Linked DNA regions of Homo sapiens: region 2 is linked to region 1. The links are chromatin loops, found by intact Hi-C in ENCODE. Cell type or tissue: gastrocnemius medialis. All regions are shown on one strand.

The links. Hi-C counts contacts between places; a loop is a spot of excess contacts. Peaks named below come from ENCODE experiments on the same cell type or tissue, not always from the same donor. Only the 100,000 strongest peaks of a DNase experiment are listed, where the experiment ranks them.
Region 2: a loop joins it to region 1, with 9 times the contacts of the local background. A loop is called at or near these places in 1 of 110 quality-filtered maps.

The regions. Positions count from the first base shown.
Region 1 is chr13:31,850,087-31,855,086 of GRCh38, forward strand. LOC124900336 (a long non-coding RNA gene) reads left to right here. Exons shown (of 2, transcript XR_007063748.1): 1 at 1-2,123. It also overlaps the pseudogene EEF1DP3. Among named protein-coding and RNA genes, the nearest start is that of RXFP2, 110 kb to the left of the region's middle. In gastrocnemius medialis, no CTCF peak of the experiment used is centred here; no DNase peak of the experiment used is centred here.
Region 2 is chr13:31,206,309-31,211,308 of GRCh38, forward strand. The region is part of intron 1 of B3GLCT (beta 3-glucosyltransferase); the gene reads left to right. Among named protein-coding and RNA genes, the nearest start is that of B3GLCT, 8.8 kb to the left of the region's middle. RefSeq lists an enhancer at 2,682-3,209. In gastrocnemius medialis, no CTCF peak of the experiment used is centred here; a DNase peak (open chromatin) is centred at 3,118; H3K27ac peaks cover 993 bases.

The DNA of each region.
Region 1 (5,000 bases):
GCATTGCTTGGGGTGTGACGGTTCACTTGCATGAATCTCAGTAACAAACTGTAACATAGCTTCTTTAACTTTTGTGTTTCTTTATTCAGTCTGGTAAAGCATTTGGATCTTGCTTTGTAAAATGATATGGAAATGCCAAACAAAGACAAATGTTTCCTCTAGTAATAGAACGTTTATGTCACACTGCTGTTTTGGTGCCTTCATGCATACACAGTAATGTCTCCTTGCAGTGCCAAATGATAGTGTAATCTTTTTGAAAACCATTTCAGTGGCAATTAAACAGAACACGTGCAGTGCCAACAATGCCCATAACTCAGTAGAAGTGAAAACAAAATGAATAGCTGTGACCAAGTTTATGCACGTGCAGGGACATGACAGTTGTGCTGTGAGTACTGCCAAGTTGTCAGTTATTTTAATATACCATAAATGTTAAGACATATCTTGATTTCAGGGATGTTAAAATGTGAAAAAGTAATCTTATCAATGAAATATGGTAATCTGTGTTCACTTAGTTTCATGATCCCTAACCTGATTACATTTTTTATGTATTCATTCATCCATACAGTCATTCATGGTGTTAGACTTCAAGCTGCAGGAGGGCAAGGACTTTTTCTATCTTTTGTTCTCTACTATATACCAATTGCTTAGGACAGTCTGTTTTACATAGTAAACCTGCTCAATAAAATAGTTAGTAGAATTAGTGAGTAAATATCCTCCATGGAAGCCGTGGAGACACATTGAGAAGCTCGCTACCCTCCTGTTGGTTAGAATACATATTCTTAAAATTATGACACTGACAGGAATGCCAAACCTGAAAAAGGCGAAGCAGTCCTTGATTTAATTTACAGGGTCCTATTCCAAATATGCCATTACAAAGCTAGTTTAGGATAGAAGAAATTCCATTATATCTTTTATTCATCTTGATCACTGAAGGATTACGTAACAACTTACATCTTGGTTCTGTTGTATGGTCTAAAATCAATTTCTTGAACTCTATACTTAGTCCAATTTTACATACTTGTCCTATTGTACATTTAACATCTACCAGAATTAACAGAGAAGTGTCTGTAGGCCTTTCTGAAGCAGAAACTCAGTGCTTGTGACCTTGCTTGGAAATACATCCCCAAGAATATATATATCTACTTAGGTACATTGCCCTAGAGTCCATTTTTTAACCCCCAAAATGGCCGTCTTTACATTTTGACATGTTATGAAGGAAAAGAGAAAGAAACCTTGCTGGGCAACACAGATCTCCATCTGCCAGTGCCTCTGCTTCCTCACTGCTGCCGCCTGCTCAGGCAGAGCGCACTTTTAGACCAAGGACAGGATGCTAGATGAAGATGCCAGCAGAAGGAATGGCACAGAAACTAGCTTAGCACCCTCTCTGAAGCAGTCCCAGGATCTAAAGCCAATTAGCATAGCCCAAATAACCCCACACTCAGTGTAAGAGCTAGACCTGCAAAGACGCACCCAGCTTCCAATCCAGTGAAATGTGGGACCTCTGAACACGTATCTTACGAACTGAGGTCGCTAGTGGGTTCCAGCCTGCTAGCTTAGGGGAAGATGATGTGGGCAGAGTGTCATTACTGCCTGTCCCCAAGTACGGTGAAGCAGTGTGGCATGGTGGTGGGTGCTGTGAAGCGACATGGTAGATAGCTAGAGCTTGCTCTTTCATATAGTAGAAAATAATGGTTAATTAAATCTTTTTGGTTATTCAGTAAAGGAGCTTACAAGTGCTTTTATTAAGTATTGTTAACGTGGGCCAGACAAGGTAATGTAATGTAAACGACAAAAAGTTTAAAACTTGTTTACTGAGCGTAGAGGGTGGGATGAAAGAAAACCCAAATAATCTTAGCTGCCAATTCTATAATTATGTGGGGTGTTTTAATAGTACCCAGGATTTGTTTTAACCAGGTATGGTAAAACATGCAGACACAGAAATGACTGTCATAAAGGAAGTTTATTATACTCAAGAGTCCCCTAGAAACCGGAGGTACAGCATGGCATGCCATGCAGGGGGCACACAGGGAAGCAGCAGGATCAGGCAGGAGGCAGGGGGAACAAGAAGAAATGTGGGCAAGAGCCTTACGGTGGTTTCCATGGGAAGGAATGAGCAAAGCAGGGTAAGCAGGTTCAGAATTGGTTAGTTTGCATCATTTTAGCAGGCTCTGCGGTACAGGGCTGTCTCTAGTTGTCTGCTACGTGGCCCTGGGGTGATTAGGGAAGGAGAATAGTGCTCCAGAGTATGAGTCTGATAAGGGAGCTGGTGGGGTGTGGGCTCTTTGTTGGTTTGCATATGGAGAGGCGCTTGCAGGTGAGTCCCTTACGTCTGCAGGCATTGGCTAACCCTGGGAGGGGCAGTCCGTCCAGGCCAGCAAGGTCCCAAGAGGTCAAAACATCAGAATATAGAGAATAAAATTCATGGTGGATGTATGGGGATTTTTGGAAAATGGTCAACTAATGAATTAAGCCTATGTACACATGGGGTATTCAGCCAAATGTGCAGTAGTGCCTAGTTCGGGCTCTGACACATGGTATTCAGTAAACATTAATTAAATCTGAGTTGTGGTGCCAGATGGTCCAACCATGCTAACACTCAGTTCTTGAGATATTGTAGTCAGGTGTGCAGTGTTTATCTTGAGAAAAAGAAAAAAGTGAGAAACCTACACTACATAAAGGATCCCCAGATGAAGGATGAACCCCACTCAGGACAAAAAAGGCAAAACACTTGACTCTTTTAAAACATTAGGGAACTCTGGCCGGGCACGGTGGCTCACACCTGTAATCCCAGCACTTTGGGAGGCTGAGGCGGGTAGATCACGAGGTCAGGAGATCAAGACCATCCTCGTTAACACGGTGAAACCCCGTCTCTACTAAAAATACAAAAAAATTAGCAGGACGTGGTGGTGGGCGCCTGTAGTCCCAGCCACTCGGGAGGCTGAGGCAGGAGAATGGCATAAACCCGGGAGGCAGAGCTTGCAGTGAGCCAAGATTGCGCCACTGCACTCCAGCCTGGGCGACAGAGCCAGACTCCATCTCAAAAAAAAAAAAAGAAAAAAACTTACTGGGGAGGCTGAGGCAGGAGAATGGTGTGAACCCTGCAGGTGGAGCTTGCAGTGAGCCTACCGCACCGCTGCACTCCAGTCTGGACGACAGAGTGAGACTCCATCTCAAAAAAAAAAAAAAAAAAAAAACAAAAACACACACACACACACACACACACACACACACAACAAAACATTAGTGAACTCTTAAGCAAATACATTTTTAGCTATAAGGTCTTAAAATGTACAAGATGATTATATGTCTAGGGTAATTCCTTATCCACTGTGGATTTGGAATACCAACAAAAATAAGTAAACATGAAGGCCACATGCATCTTTTTAAAAGGGTGTTTCTCAGAGTAAATATTGGAGTTGCAAAGTGAATTGTGTGTTGCAAATTTTGTGCTCAGGAGTAGGCTTCTAAATGGAAGTTACTCAAAATAGCATGAAACATACTTTTCTTCTTGACTACATGTCAGTATTAATCAAATGATCAGATGATACATACACACATACGAAGTAATGATACTGGAGAGAATTACATGAAGGTAATTAACAAAATATGTGTTAGTGGCAAGCTTAGTCACAGAACATTTAAAATGTACCTGTATTAACTCTGATGGACATGGGTTTAGACTCAAGCACTACTTATCACGATGAATGGCAGGAGTGCATGAAGGTGGGAGTGTTAGGGCTCACTGCTAAGTAAATTGAATGACCTATTGCTATGGTCAGCCTCATGACTTTTCTTTATGTGGTTGGTTAATGATTATAGCAACTTTAAAGTCCTGTGACTTAGAATCTTGACCATGCACGTTAAGAAATATTAATGGAAGCATAAGCAAGAGGTCAATCTAATAATCTAAGAAGAGTAATTCCTTCACGGCAGAAACTCTGAGATTGCCCTCTCCTTACAGCTGCTTTCACCTTGTAACTTTTCGCACATCTCCTTTGCATTGTGTAGGAGCTTATCCACGTTGATGGAAATTGTATTAATGTATTGCTGGAGCACAGCTGCTCTCCCATTGTGTTTCCAAACTGACATCATAACTCTTTAATTAAAGTGGCAGTGTTAGCCTCAAATGGCTGGCAAAACATTTCTGCCTGGCTAATGGTGTTGAACTGGGTTTGAGGTTGGTCAGGACAATCATTGGCTTTATCCATCCCAGTGAAGCATGTCTCTTAAGACAAATTTTTCAATCCAGGCTTTCATGTCTTTTAACCTCCAATTCCATACACAAATAAGGCCCGTATACATGTGGAGTATTTAGTCAAATGAGATCTATGCAGAAATACTCTCAGGCCCTTGCTTTCCTGGAGCCTTTCGTTTATGTTGATACTTATAAGTGAAAGCGCATAATGGTGAGGCTGGTGGGTAGAGGGGGCAGGTGAAGAGCCTTGCTGGAGCCGTTCTAAGTTTGTGCATTCTATCTTAGCTTTAACCTTCATGCATTTGAATTGCACTCATTTGGGGATAGGGGTGGGAAGAGGCATTCCCTCCTTATCTTTTTAGCCCTAGAGCCTAGCATTGTGCCTGCAAGTGGTAGGAGCTTAATGTATATTGGTTGAATTTTAAAATGTTAGTTGATTGGTTGACACAGAAATTCCCAGCCTTCTTTGGCTTAAGGATTCCTATAAATTATGAATAAAAGTCCTTACAAAATACTCTATAATCTGATAGTTAAATGATCTAGAAGGAAGAATCAAGAATATAAAAACTGCTTTTTTAATGAATAGAAGCCATGAAGTTAAACTGGCCTTAACAAATTAAAATATCAATTACAAGTGACTGTTACTAAAATTCTATGATATTGGACTGAAAACTAGACAGATTAAAATAAATAGAAATTCCATATTTAGATTATTTAGTGAACTTAATTTAAAACATACAAATGAACAATAGAGCTTTGAAGAAAAGATCAATTATTTAATGAAGTTTGCAAGACCAATAGAATA
Region 2 (5,000 bases), 640 kb before region 1:
TGATTCAGAAGATCTGAAATGAGACTTCCAGGTAAGTTTTCTGTGAAGCCAGGTGTGAGAACCCTGCCTGGGCCACCATAGGCCCGGATATAAACTAGGACTCTTACTGGGTGATTTCTGTGAACATCTGTGGAATATAAAGATGATCAAGCCCGGGCGCAGTGGCTCACGCCTGTAATCCCAGCACTTTGGGAGGCTGAGGTGGGCGGATCACGAGGTCAGGGGTTCGAGACCAGCCTGGTCAACATAGTGAAACCCTGTCTCTACTAAAAATGCAAAAAAAAAAAAAAAAAAAGGTAGCCGGGCATGGTGGCGGGTGCTTGTAATCCCAGCTACTCGAGAGGCTGAGGCAGGAGAATCGGAGGTTGCAGTGAGCCAAGATCATGCCATTGCACTCCAGCCCGGGCGACAGTGCGAGACTCCATCTCAGAAAACAAAAAAAAACAAAAGATGATCGGTGGTTGTTTTGCCTTAAAGTAAGGAGTTGTTCTGGAGAGAGCAAAGTGTGGCATTGAGGCCTACTCCTCAGTCAGGTCTTTTGTGTACTTGGGAAAGGAACTGGAAACACCAGAACTAAAACTATGAAGTCTGTCTCAGGCTCCAGGATCATTTGGCAAATTTTTAAATGCTGCTGAGGAGACCATAGTCCGTGGAGCATGAGTATCAAAAGTTAGAGCCGTGAGTTGTTAAAGCAAAGGTTTTTGGGCAATATACAAATAAGTTTCTAAAGGCTTAGAGCGTCTCAGATTGTGTGTACCATGGATTGAGTGGTACTGAAAGGGGTACTTACTTTATCTGTATGTCTGTTTATCCATCTACCTACCCATCTGCACACTAAGGGGGTACTTTTAAAGACCTACTTCTTGTAATTAATAAGATGCCCAAAAGTTAATCATAAATTATATTTTTATAAGTTAAGCCTGACAGTTAACTGTTCCATAGTACACTTGCAATTTAAAGGAATCGCGTAAACTGCTAATTTTTTTTTTTTGTTTGAATGTTTGCTGTGTTCCTCTTTGATGTGTTCTGTAGTAGGCTGTGTGACCAGGGATTTTTCTGACCCTTCCTATGACTTAGGCTATGGAACATGCTAGTGAGGGTGGGGTTTTAAATCTCACCCCCAAGACTGTTTTGAGTTGCAATTTTCTGGTTTGCATATCCTGAGTGACGGTTTTTAAACAAGATGCAAATCAAAGTATGAAATGATCTTTTCCCTCTTGAATATATATAGTTATTTTCTATTTTTCTCTTTTTTTTTCACTATCTACTGTGCTTCCTGTAAAATATATTTACTCTCTGGCCCATAGAATATGTTGGTCTCATCAAACTTTGTTGTCAAGTGAAGAAAAGCTAATATTCCAGTGTTTCCCATGACTTCTGTAATAAAACAGGAGAGGAGTTTCAGATGGAACTAGATCATATCTGAGTCGATAGTAGGCTCAAAGCAGGAATATTGTGTCTGCATGCTTGCTGCCTCAGTGTGGTGGGAGGCTTGGCCTCCTTCCTCACTACTTCTCTCCACTGGCTGAATTGTCCTGGCATCTTTCCCAGCAGCAGATCTCTTTTCCTAAGAGTTTACTGTTTGGCACTTGAGCAAAAGGCTCAATAGGTTTTACCATAGGCCAGGTACTGTTTTGAACCTGAACATACATGAACTCACTTAATTCTTGTTCCATTTCTTCCCTCTACAGGGAGGGAAACAGAGGCTCAGAGAGGTTGCTTAACTATTAAGTGGCAGCGCTCGGATTTGAACCTAGGAGGTTTGAGTATACTTTGTCTTTGTACTTTGTACTCTGTACACAGTACAAAGTACTCTGTACTTTGACCTTATGCTGTATGACTTCTCAGGCAGGGCCCCGGCCCGGGTCTCCTCTACTGCCACATCTTTCTGTTGTACAGTGCAGCTTTAAGGAGAGAGTTCTTTGAAAGGATTCATTAAACAGCTGCCTTCTCTCCTGCTTCTCCTCCCCATCTGGCCATTCCTTTTGTCTCCTTTGCAGTTTTGTCCTTAAATGTTGCAGTTCCCCTGAGCCGTCCTTGGCCTCACGAGCCTTGGCTTCCGTTCTGGTGCGCTGTGGAGACTCTAGTGCTGCAGCCGCTATTGCACGCACACCCCTGTGCTGGGCTCACCCCTGCACCCGGCTCTCCTGCCTGTCTGCACTTGCGTATCCTCAGGACGCTGGGCACCAAGTTGCCTTCCCTCACACGTGCTACCCTCCTTTATTCTAGGAAGCCCCAGGCCCTCCCTTCCCGTCTCACCCCCCACCCGGGTGCTCTGTCTCAGAGCCTGCAGCTTCTGCTTCTTTAGTGGCCCCCCCCCCCCGCTCACTGCCACCTTCATTGAGGCCCTTAGCGCTCTTTGCTTGACTCCAGTGGCCTTCCCACTGGCATGTTTGTGTCCTTTCTTGTCCTCCCACAGCCGTCCCACACACTGCCTCCAGAAAGCTGTCTTGGGCACACATCTCAACAGGGCATTCCCTCCTTAAAACCTCAAACAGCTGTTCCTGGCTCAGGAAAAACCTGACTCCCCAATACCACCCCCTCCCATGATATGGCCCCTGGTACCTTCAGCCTCATTTCTAGCCCCAGCCACCCGTCCCCACAGGGGTTCCTGCCCGGGTCACCCCCTCCTCAGAGGGGTCCCTGCCCGGCCGGGTCACCCCCTCCCCTCAAGGGACCCTGCCTGGGTCACTCCCTCTTCTGAGGTATTTCTGCCACCAAGTGTGTTGACCCTGCCATTGGCCTGCCCTGTATAAAACCCAAGAGGGAGAGAATAAAATCCGATGCCCCTTAAAAAACGTACGGAGTGACAGGGCCTTCCATCCCATGGTTGGAGGTGCTGTCCCATGGTAGATGGAGCTGCTACCCAGCTTGTCTGCTACTGTGGGGACAGGGGACAGTGGATTTGTCCCAGTAGGGTGGAGAAAAGGCAGACTTTACCTCTGTCGCTGGGCTGCAGGGGTGTTTGTTTCTGTCCCTCTGCTACCATGGATTATCTTCAAAGTGGGTACTTGGAAACAAGTAAGTTGGCTATGCGCCATGCATCCTGGAGCTTAAGGCCCCCTGGAGGACCTGGAATTAATCCTGGAAAGCTCCACGGAGAGGCAGCTGCTGGAGGCTGGAGCCAGCTGGGTGACATGCTTTGTAAGTAGGTCACAGGAAAGAAAGTGAAGCCCCAAAGGCTTCCTCCCCCAGCGTGTTAGAAAAGAAGTGGCAGCCTGCATAGCCTGGAAGGAGCGCCTGAGCCATGTGTGCTTCCAAGACGGCTCTCTGTGAGCTTTGGCCTGGGTGGCAGAGCCACAGGTACCGGGTTTTATGCTCTCCTGGCTTTTGTGCAGGGCAGGCAACCACCTAGACACTTCCCAGACTGCCAGTCATTATCATTGTGGTCACCAGCATGGCCACAGCTATTGGCTGAGCTTTTTTATATATTCTGAGCTGATGCCAAAAGTTTAGGCATTATCTCATTGGTTCCTGCCAGCGCCCTCTGAGGTGGAGTTATTTGGCAGCTTAGTGGTTTTCTTGTTTTTACTGTTCCGTTTGGTTTCTATGATAGATGTTCCTGGGAAAGTTTGGGAAAACAAATTAAGAGAATTGGGACAAAATCAAGTTAGGAGGTAGAAGGCACAATCATCTTTCCTGCGTGGGAATGGGGGTCCCTTGCTCCCTCACAGGAACAGGGAAAGAGAGTTGATTAGTGCTGCTTAAATGTGTTGCAATTAATTACTCGCCAGTTTTCTTGCACTCCGGGGCTTAGGCTGGCCTATAAATCTTAGTCCCAGGTTAGTTGTAAAATCTTGATTTATCTCTCTGTCTAGATGTGCTAACACATTTGTTGGCTTGAATTATTTAAAGTTATCATGAAAAAGGTCTGATTTCTATTGCCTGCCCTGATTTGCACTTTAAATATAGTTCCCTGTTGCAGTTTACCAGAATTCATGTTGAAAATGGAAAAGGGGAAATTACTTTTAAACAGCAGTTTGGCATGTAAAAGCATGATTTACCCTGGAATATTTCTCCAACTGCACATTAAAGCACTAAGGCCAAATTTTCAACAATATTTTCCCTACTGAATCTGGAAATTAATATGAAGCAAACAGCAAACATTGAGCCTCAGGTAGCCACTCCTGTGTACCCCTTTGGTTGGGGCCAGGTTGGAGGGATCTTTCCCTCACTCCTTCTTTTCTTTGTCAGTCACCAGCCCAGACTCAAATTGCAGTATGCACTCGTTAGCATTGTTGAAGGTGACAGGCAATTTCTTACCTCCCTTGCTAATTTTTCTCACTTTGCTCATCTCTTTGCACCATCTCTCTTTCATTTCCATGAAACCAGGATTTTTATGGATAAGAATTCTGTAAATGGTTAGTTATTTTAATATTGGATTTATTAGTGGTATAGCATATTCAGTGCCTTCACAATATATTTGGTTCCTTTTTATTTTTATTTTTATTTTTTTAAGAGGCAGGGTCTCTGTCACCCAGGCTGGAGTGAAGTGGCATGATCATAGTTTACTGCAGCCTGGAACTTTTGGATACAAGGAGTCCTCCCACCTCAGCCTCCCAAGTAGCTGGGACTACAGGTGTGCACTAGCAAGCCTGGCTAAGCATTAATTTTTTCTTTTTCTTTTTTTGGAGAGATGGGGTCCCACCATCTTGCCCTTTTGACCTCAAGCGATCCTCCTGCCTCAGCCTCCCGAAGTGCTAGAATTACAGGCACGTGCCACCACGTCCGGCCACGTTTGGTTCCTTGATGATTTCTTTTGATTTATTTAGATTACACAAATTTAAAGATAAAACCAACTGGCAGCCGGGCATGGTGGTTCATGCCTGTAATCTCAGCACTTTGGGAGGCCGAGGTGGGTGGATCACCTGAGGTCAGGAGTTTGAGACTAGCCTGGCCAACATGGCAAAACCCCATCTCTACTAAAAATACAAAAATTAGCTGGGCATGGTGGCACGTGCCTGTAACCCCAGCTACTCGGAGGCTAAGGTAGGAGAGAA